Regions from separate parts of the Homo sapiens genome. Here region 1 is linked to region 2. A link is an interaction called in ENCODE POLR2A ChIA-PET data of the cell type or tissue named here. Cell type or tissue: K562. All regions are shown on one strand. Each heading gives the region's core, and the rest is flanking DNA. Links, peaks and the distances in the headings are about the cores only. Region 1 holds the start of CIDEC (cell death inducing DFFA like effector c). Region 2 overlaps HRH1 (histamine receptor H1).

Region 1 (4,390 bases), core at 181-4,180, 1.4 Mb after region 2:
AGCTTGCAGTGAGGCGAGATCGTGCCACTGCACTCCAGCCTGAGTGACAGAGCAATGCTCTGTCTCAAAAAAAAAAAAAAGAAAGAAAAGAAAAAGAAAAGGCTGGGTGCGGTGGCTCCTGCCTGTAATCCTAGAACTTTGGGATGCCCAGCCGGGTGGGTCATGAGGTCAGGAGATCGAGACCATCCTGGCTAACACGGTGAAACCCCGTCTCTACTAAAAATACAAAAAATTAGCCGGGCGTGGTGGCGGGCGCCTGTAGTCCCAGCTGCTCTAGAGGCTGAGGCAGGAGAATGGCGGGAACCTGGGGGGCGGAGCTTGCAGTGAGCGGAGATGGTGCCACTGCACTCCAGCCTGGGCGACAGAGCGAGACTCCGTTTCAAAAAGAAAAGAAAAAAAAAAAAAAGAAAAGAAAACCCTGAAAGAAACCCTGTACTAATTAGCAGCCACTCCCCATTCCCCTCCCATCCCCTACTCCCAGCCCGAAGCAACCACTAACCCATTTTGTCTTTTTTTTTTTTTTTTTTTTTTTGGAGGCGGAGTCTCGCTCTGTCGCCCAAGGCTGGAGTGTAGTGGTGCGATCTCGGCTCACTGCAAGCTCCGCCTCCCGGGTTCACGCCATTCTCCTGCCTCAGCCTCCCGAGTAGCTGGGACTACAGGCGCCCGCCACCACGCCCGGCTAATTTTTTGTATTTTTAGTAGAGACCGGGTTTCACCGTGTTAGCCAGGATGGTCTCGATCTTCTGACCTCGTGATCCGCCCACCTCAGCCTCCCAAAGTGCTGAGATTACAGGCGTGAGCCACCGCGCCCGGCCCTACTTTGTCTTTATATAGATTTGCCTATTCTAGACATTTCATATAAGTGGAATCATACAATATGTATATGATTCCTGTGACTGGCTTTGTCTACTTTCTGTACTGTTTGCAAGGTTCCTCCATGTGGTAGTATGGATCCTTTTTGATAAATAATATGCCATGTATGGATAGGCACATTTAAAAAATCGATTTATAAATTGAACATTCATGTGTTTCTACCTTTTGGCTATTACGAATAATCCTATGGATATTCACATACAAGTTTTTGTGTAGACATATTTTTCATTTCTTTTGGATATGTATGTGTATATATATATGTGTGTGTGTATATATATACACATATATATGTAATTTTGTTTGGTTTTGGTTTTGTTTCTTTTCTTTTGTAAAGACAGGGTCTCCCTATGTTACTCAGGCTAAATTTTAATTCCTGGGCTCAAGTGATCCTCCTGCATCAGCCTCCTTCTGAGCAGCTGGGACAACAGGTGTGCTCTGTATGACACACATACACCACACGCACACACACAGAAGTGGAACTGCTGGGTCAGAGATCTTACACTCTTAACCACTCCACATTTCAGCTTGTCTTACTCTCTGCTATGATTTAATATGTACATTATCAAATTGAGAAAAAGACAAAAAAATTAAAAATAATAAAATAAAAATAAAAAATTATCAGTAATACTAATAATCACTTCGATCCATTGAGTGTTTATGTTTGCAAAGCCTTTATTTTTATTTATTTTTATTTTTTTGAGACAGAGTCTCACTCTGTCACCCAGGCTGGAGTGCAGTGGCGTGATCTCGGCTCACTGCAACCTCTGCCTCCCGGGTTCAAATGATTCTCCTGCCTCAGCCTCCTGAGTAGCTGGGATTTCAGGCACCCACCACCACGCACGGCTAATTTTTGTATATTTAGTAGAGATGGGGTTTTCGCCATATTGACCAAGCTGGTCTCGAACTCTTGACCTTGTGATCTGCCCACCTCGGCCTCCCAAAGTTCTGGGATTAGAGGTGTGAGCCACCGTGCCCGGACTTTTTTTTTTTTTTTTTTTTTTTTGAGACAGGGTCTCACTCTGTCACCCAGAATGGAGTGCAGTGGTGTGATCTAAGCTCACCGCAACCTCTGCCTCCCAGGCTCAAGCGATTCTCCTGCCTCAGCCTCCCAGATAGCTGGGATTACAGGCACACACCACCACGCCTGGCTCATTTTTCTATTTTTAGTAGAGACGGGGCTTCACCATGTTGGCCATGCTGGTCTCAAACTCCTGACCTCAAGTGATCCACCTGCCTCGGCCTCCCAAAGTGCTGGGATTACAGGCGTGAGCCACGGCACCCAGGCTACTTTTTTCTTTTTTCTTTTCTTTTCTTTTTTTTTTTTTTTTTCAGAGACAGGGTCTCACTCTATTGCCCAGGCTGTCCTCCAACCCCTGTCCTCAAGCAATCCTCCCGCCTCAGCCTCCCAAAACACTGGGATTATAGGCATGAGCCACTGTGCCCCTTTACTTTTATTGTCACTAATCCTCACCACTACCCTATAAAACAAGAATCATTATCGTCATTACACAGAGAAGAGAAACGGGCTCACAGAAGTCAAGTGATCTGTCTAAGCTCAAGCAAGCTGATATGGGGTGGAGTTGGGACCACAACCCACATCTGCCTGCTTTCTGTGCCCTCTGTGCTTGATCTCATGTCATGGGCCATCCATTTTGCCAAAGCTTTCGAAACATGCCTTCTCCCCTCCTTTTAGGCCTTTTCTGGAAGTCAGGCTGGCTTGCAGCTCTCACCCCAAGCTCTTTTCCCCAGCTGGGGCTGAAGGCTGGGGAGGAGCTTCATGGGGGCTGGAAATAAATGAAGGGAGGGCTGGGCGGGACAGGGCAGTATTTCCAGGAGGCTGTGAGGGGGAGGTAAGGAGTTTGTTATTGTTTTGGGTTTGGGGATTTTTTTTTCTTTGCTCCTGGAGAGCAGGTTAGGTAGCTCTTGGCAGAGTTTTGCTAGGGATACGAAGTGGGTGAGGCTGAGGCAAGCAGAATCCTCCTGCCTCAGCCTCCCACGTAGCTAGGACTAGAGCTTCTGCAGTGCTAAGTGGGAAAGGGGCTTTCTGCCTCTGTGGGGCCTGGTCTGGAAAGTCCCCCAAATTGTTAAAAGCAAAGAGTGATTGTCCCCAGCTGGCAAGGGGACTTTTGTTTTATGTCCACCCCTTGTGCCCCTTGCTCTGCGAAGCCCTACCTGTGCCGGGAGCTTCGAATAGGAAGAGGACCTCAGGGCCAGGCATCCAGGGACTGAGGGGCTACAGCAGAAACAGACCCAGAGGCACCCTTGGCTAGGAAGAGCAGGATGAAGGTGTAATAATTTTGGGAGTGGTCTAAGAAGACTTTCCTTTTAAAGAGTGGAAAGCAATGAAACTGAGGCTTCAAGGCTGCAAAAATTTCGTCCTGGATCAGAGAAGGGCACTACAGGTGGAGGGAACTATCTGTGCAAAGGGTTGGGCCCTTCAAGAGTTGGAGCACAGAGGTTTAGGAGAAAAAGTGGTGACAGATGAGCCCAGGGCTATCTGCTTAGACCTGTGATCTAATATGGGTGCCAACAGCCACATGGCAATGTGGCTATTTAAATTTAAATTAGTTAAAATTCAATAAAGTAAAAAATACAGCTCCTGTGCCAGGTGCAGTGGCTCACGCCTGTAATCCCCGCACTTTGGGAGGCCAAGACAGGGAGATCACCTGAGGTCAGGAGTTCAAGACCAGCCTAGCCAACATGGTGAAACCCAGTCTCTACTAAAAATCCAAACAAAACGAAACTAAACTAAAAATTAGCTGGGCGTGGTGGCAGGTGCCTGTAATCCCAGCTACGGGGGAGGCTGAGGCAGGATAATTGCTTGAACCCAGGAGGCGGAGGTTGTAGTGAGCAAGATCGCCCCATTGCACTCCAGCCTGGGTGACAAGAGCGAAACTCAAAAAAAAAAAAAATTCAGCTCCTGAATCACACTAGTTATGTTTCAAATACTCAATAGCCACATGGGGCTAGTAGCAATGGTATTGGAGAGTATGTACAAGGCATGCCTCTATCATCACAGAATGTTCTTTTGGCCACTGTGAAGCCTCAGGAAGGGGCTCGGATTGCTCAAGGACCCATGGGAGAGAGGAGGCTTTGACTGGGCTGCCTGCCTGTGAGGTCTCTGGACTAGAGGTGAGGGAACGGTCCCCAGAAGTGTGAGGTGGTGTGACTCACCTCCTGCCAGCGTAAAGTGGACTCTGTCCCCATGGACAGGAACAAATCGGGCAAGGCTTCTTCAGCCCTGAGTTGGGTTATCTGCTCAGTGTGACCAGAGCCAGGGGATGAGAAACATGGAGTGAGTGGGACTGGGGCAGGAGCAGCAGCTGCTGAGTGAGGCTGAGCCTGAGCACCCGGTGGGGAGAGGGGTGGGGTCTCCAGCTTGGTCTTGGTTGGCATGCATGGGGCCGGACAGGAGAAGGGCTGGGGGAGGTATGTGTGAGTTGGGATAGAAGAATAGGGAGGAAGGTTGCTGAACAGGGGTTGGGTTGCACCTTGCCTAACAATGAGAGAGATGGGA
Region 2 (4,390 bases), core at 98-4,097:
TTTGCAACTTCCAGAAAACAGCCTTAAAATAAAGGTGTGTACTTTTCTTTGGCCTTTCATTCTTCTAGCTGGCTGGATTGTGGATATGATGAGTAGTGCTTAAGCAGCCATCTTGGGACCATAAGGAAAAGCCACACAATTAGGAAAGTGAAGCAGCCATCGGGACAGACTTGAGGTCCCTGATGATCATGGGGCTGCCATATCAGCGAGGACTGCCCACCTCTGGACCTCACGTCTATTTCATGGAAGCCATTGTTAGCTAGTGTTTTCTATCACATACAGCCAACTCGAATCCTAATTGATACACTGTCCCTGACTTCAAAGAGTTGATAAATTAGCATGCGAAGAAATACACAAGATAAACAGCATCAAAACAATTAAATTAAAAACCCTAGAATTCAGCTGGGACAAACGTGGTGACTGGTATAAGATCAAGGCAGGTAGCTGGACAGCAGAGGGAAGAACTGCCTCTCTCAAGGCAAAATGCGGACGTCAGAAAGGACATCAGAGAAGAAGTGATATGCAAGCCAGGCTTTGAAGGATGGGTGGAATTTCTCCAGCAGGAAGAAAGAGGTATTTAAGGCTCAGTAGAAGAAAGACTCAAAGTACACAGCTGAGTTTGAGGAATTGGGAGGAGTCATTGGAAGTGCCTAGAGCACAGAACGATGAGTCTGGAAGCACACGCTGGGGCCAAGGTGTAAGTAAGCTTCTTTACACGTTGATGCCATTTCCCTGCCTGGAACATTCTTTTGCCTTGAAACTCTTACTTGTTCCTTTCTCTTGGTATCCTCAACTTCTAACATGCTCCTCTTTTATCAACTTTCTTGTGGGATTATCATTCTTTAGCTGATTCTCCTCCAACTAAATGGGGAGCAACTCCAGGGCATGGAGGATGTCCACTATTTCTGTCTCTGAAGTGCAACACCATGGGGACATCCCATTCGCTGACAGCAGGGACCCTGCATTTTCGCTTGCCATCATTTCTCCTGAGCCTGGCACCAGGCTGGCACATGATAGGTGCTCAACAGAGGTTTACTGGATGAGCCCTGAAAAAACAAGACCCAGGGTCGGGCGCAGGGGCTCACACCTGTAATCCCAGCACTTTGGGAGGCCAAAGCAGGTGGATTGCCTGAGGTCAGCAGTTTGAGACCAGCCTGGCCAGCATTGCGAAACCCCGTCTCCACTAAAAATACAAAAATTAGCCAGGCGTGGTGGCAGGCACCTGTAGTCCCAGCTACTGGGGAGGGTGAGGCAGGAGAATCACTTGAACCCAGGAGGCAGAGGTTGCAGTGAGCCAAGATCATGCCACTGCACTCCAGCCTGGTGACAGAGCAAGACTCCATCTAAAAAAAGGAAAAAAAAAAGAGAGACCCAAACCAATACAGAACAGCAGAAGCCAGGGGAGATGTACTAAGTGCAGAAAGTGTAAGCATAATTTTCAAAAGAAGTTCAGACTTAAAGAAGTTTGAGGTAGGATTTATCCCATTGACGAATATTGTACCATACCTTTTGGTCCACTTTTCTACTTTTCCCTGAACACTTTATAGTTAAAAATTTATCTCATGGTAATCTAAAATGTAAATAAAGATTTATGCACAAAGACGCTCACTGCAACATTATTTATGATAGAAAATAAAGAGAAATGAGCTGGCATTTGGGAACTAAATGTATCTTGAGGTAGTGTGTCCGGAGTTGGTTCCTTCCGGCAGGTTCCTGGTGTCGCTGACTTCAAGAATGGCGACGCAGACCTTTGCAGTGAGTGTTACAGCTTTTTTTTTTTTTTTTTTTTTTTTTTTTTGAGACGGAGTCTGGCTCTGTTGCCCAGGCTGGAGTGCAGTGGCATGATCTTGGCTACTGCAAGCTCTGCCTTCCAGGTTCACACCATTCTCCTGACACAGCCTCCCCGAATATCTGGGAGTACAGGCACCCGCCACCATGGCCGGCTAATTTTTTGAATTTTTAGTAGAGACGGGGTTTCACCATGTTAGCCAGGATGGTCTTGATCTCCTGACCTCCTGATCCGCCTGCCTTGGCCTCCCAAAGTGCTGGGATTACAGGCATGAGCCACCGCACCCGGCCAAGTGTTAGAGCTCTTAAAGATGGCAAGGACCCAAAGAGTGAGCAGCAACATTTACTGTGAAGAGCAAAAGAAGAAACCTTCTACAGCCTAGAAGGTGACCCAAGCGGATTGCCTCTGCTGGCTGGGGTGACTAGCTTTTATTCCCGTATTTGTCCCCTCCCATGTTCCGTTTTTGTCCTATCAGAGTGCCCTTTTTTCAGTCGTCCCCACTATTGGCTACTTTTAGACTCCTGCTGACTGGTGCATTTTAGAGAGCGCCCACTGGTACATTTTGCAGAGTGCTGATTGGTGCGTTTTACAGAGCGCTGATTGGTGTGTTTTATGTTTTAGAGAGCACTGATTGGTGCATTTTTTTTTTTTTTTGAAACGGAGTCTCGCTCTGTCCCCCAGGCTGGAATGCAGTGGCGCCATCTCGGCTCACTGCAAGCTCCACCTCCCAGGTTTGCGCCATTCTCCTGGCTCAGCCTCCGGAGTAGCTGGGACCACAGGCGCCCGCTACCACACCCAGCTAATTTTTTTTTGTATTTTCAGTAGAGACAAGGTTTCACTGTGTTAGCCAGGATGGTTTCGATCTCCTGACCTCGTGATCCACCCGCCTCGGCCTGCCAAAGTGCTGGGATTACAGGCGTGAGCCACCGTGCCCAGCCTGAGTGGTGCATTTTATAATCCCATTGCTAGCTACAGAGTGCTGATTGGTGCGTTTTACACTCCTAGCTACCGAGTGCTGATTGGTGCGTTTTACAATCCTCTTGTAAGACAGAAAAGTTCTCCAAGTTCCCACTCCACCCAGGGAGTCCAGCTGGCTTCAACTCTCAGTGGCTACAGAATAGAATATCATGGGGTCCTTGATAATCATTACAGAGCACCAGCAATTAGGTGGTAAAATGCTTATGATGAAATTTATAGAAGACGTACGTGGTTTGTTTGTACAGGACAATGTCAATTCTGTTAACTAACAGGCTTCTATCCAGGGTGAATCTTTGTTATGTTACATCAACCATGGTTTTCTCTGGGTACTGGATGATACTTATTATATTTGGTATTTCTCAGGATTTCAACAATGAGATTGTCTTTATTTTATAATAGGGAAAATAAGAGCTAACTGCATTCATTTTGAAAAAAACAAAATATAGATTCCTTCAATAAAAAAATAAAAATAAAGAAATGTTTTCCACATGCTTAGCACATCTTTTATTTTCTCTAGTACAAAGTGAGAGTTTGGGATTCCTTTCTTGATTCATTCTAAACTGCCTCACCTGCTACTCCCCAGTCCAAACTTCTCTATCCTCTTCATCATTTGTAGGCTGGTTATTCTAGTCAAGTAAGTCAGAACATTAATTTCTTTGATCTAATTCTGAGAAAGAGGTGTCATGCATGAGGGTGCTCCAGTACTGCATAATCTCATTAAGTCTGGCCAGGTCATAATTTCCATGAAACACCCAGGCTTATCAGTGCCACTGGTTGTGATGAACAGAGCAGACTGCAAATAGCAAAATGCCATTATGGGCCTAGTATTACAGGAACCTAACTGACTTAGAATCTGGAGGAGTTCTGGCTTAAGAGTCAGCCTCTGGGTAAGATGCAAGAGGCAGATGACCTTGCGGGCAGGTAGTGGCCCCAGTGGGTTTTCCAGGGGTGGAGGTACATGTGCAAAGAGGCTACAGAGTCAGAGAAGAAAAGCTACTAAGAACAGAGGACTGTGTGTGGAGCAAGAGGGAGTGGTAGGGATCGGGGCAACCTGGAGAGCCTGTCCTCTGCTTGAAGAGGGCAGCTGCCACTCACATTCTACCAACTGCTGCAGACTCAGATCTGCCTGTTTTTAAAAGGAAACACAAAATCTGGAGTTTTTACATGAAATATTTTAGTTTTTAAATGCTGTCAATTATTCAATTGTTTCATTTGTCTTCTTGAACACTACACAGGGTAAACAAAATAAATTTTGTAAGCCCCCAGGTAGAAACCTCAAGCTGGTTCATAGGGGATGCAGAATGCTGAATATGAGATAATGACCCAGGAGTGGACACCTTTTGGGGTATTTTCCCAGCTCAAGTCAAGCCTCCTCTCTGAGAACCATCATTTCACCTAGGGTGGGCTCTGGCAGCCACAGTTATACTATGTAACCCTGACCCCTGGGCACACGTGATTGAACCAGAAGTTATCTCTGACCCAGAACAAACCAGTCAGCCCAGTTCTCTCTTCTGGAACACTGGAATTGGAGTTGTGCCATCAAGACAGTCTGTTGGTCTCACATATCTGATATATCATATATCTGATGTATCAAGAAGACAAATGAAACAATTGAATAATTGA

The links. Peaks named below come from ENCODE experiments on the same cell type or tissue, not always from the same donor. Only the 100,000 strongest peaks of a DNase experiment are listed, where the experiment ranks them.
Region 1: POLR2A ChIA-PET joins it to region 2 with 5 read pairs; 1 of 35 experiments calls an interaction of 5 or more read pairs at or near these places.

Annotation. Positions count from the first base shown.
Region 1 is chr3:9,878,557-9,882,946 of GRCh38, reverse strand. It overlaps CIDEC (cell death inducing DFFA like effector c), which reads left to right and starts at 2,694. Exons shown (of 7, transcript NM_001321142.2): 1 at 2,694-2,723; 2 at 3,893-4,005. In K562, for the core only: no CTCF peak of the experiment used is centred there; DNase peaks (open chromatin) are centred at 2,666 and 4,024.
Region 2 is chr3:11,239,889-11,244,278 of GRCh38, reverse strand. All of the region lies in intron 1 of HRH1 (histamine receptor H1), which reads right to left. Among named protein-coding and RNA genes, the nearest start is that of ATG7, 30 kb to the left of the region's middle. In K562, for the core only: no CTCF peak of the experiment used is centred there; a DNase peak (open chromatin) is centred at 2,321.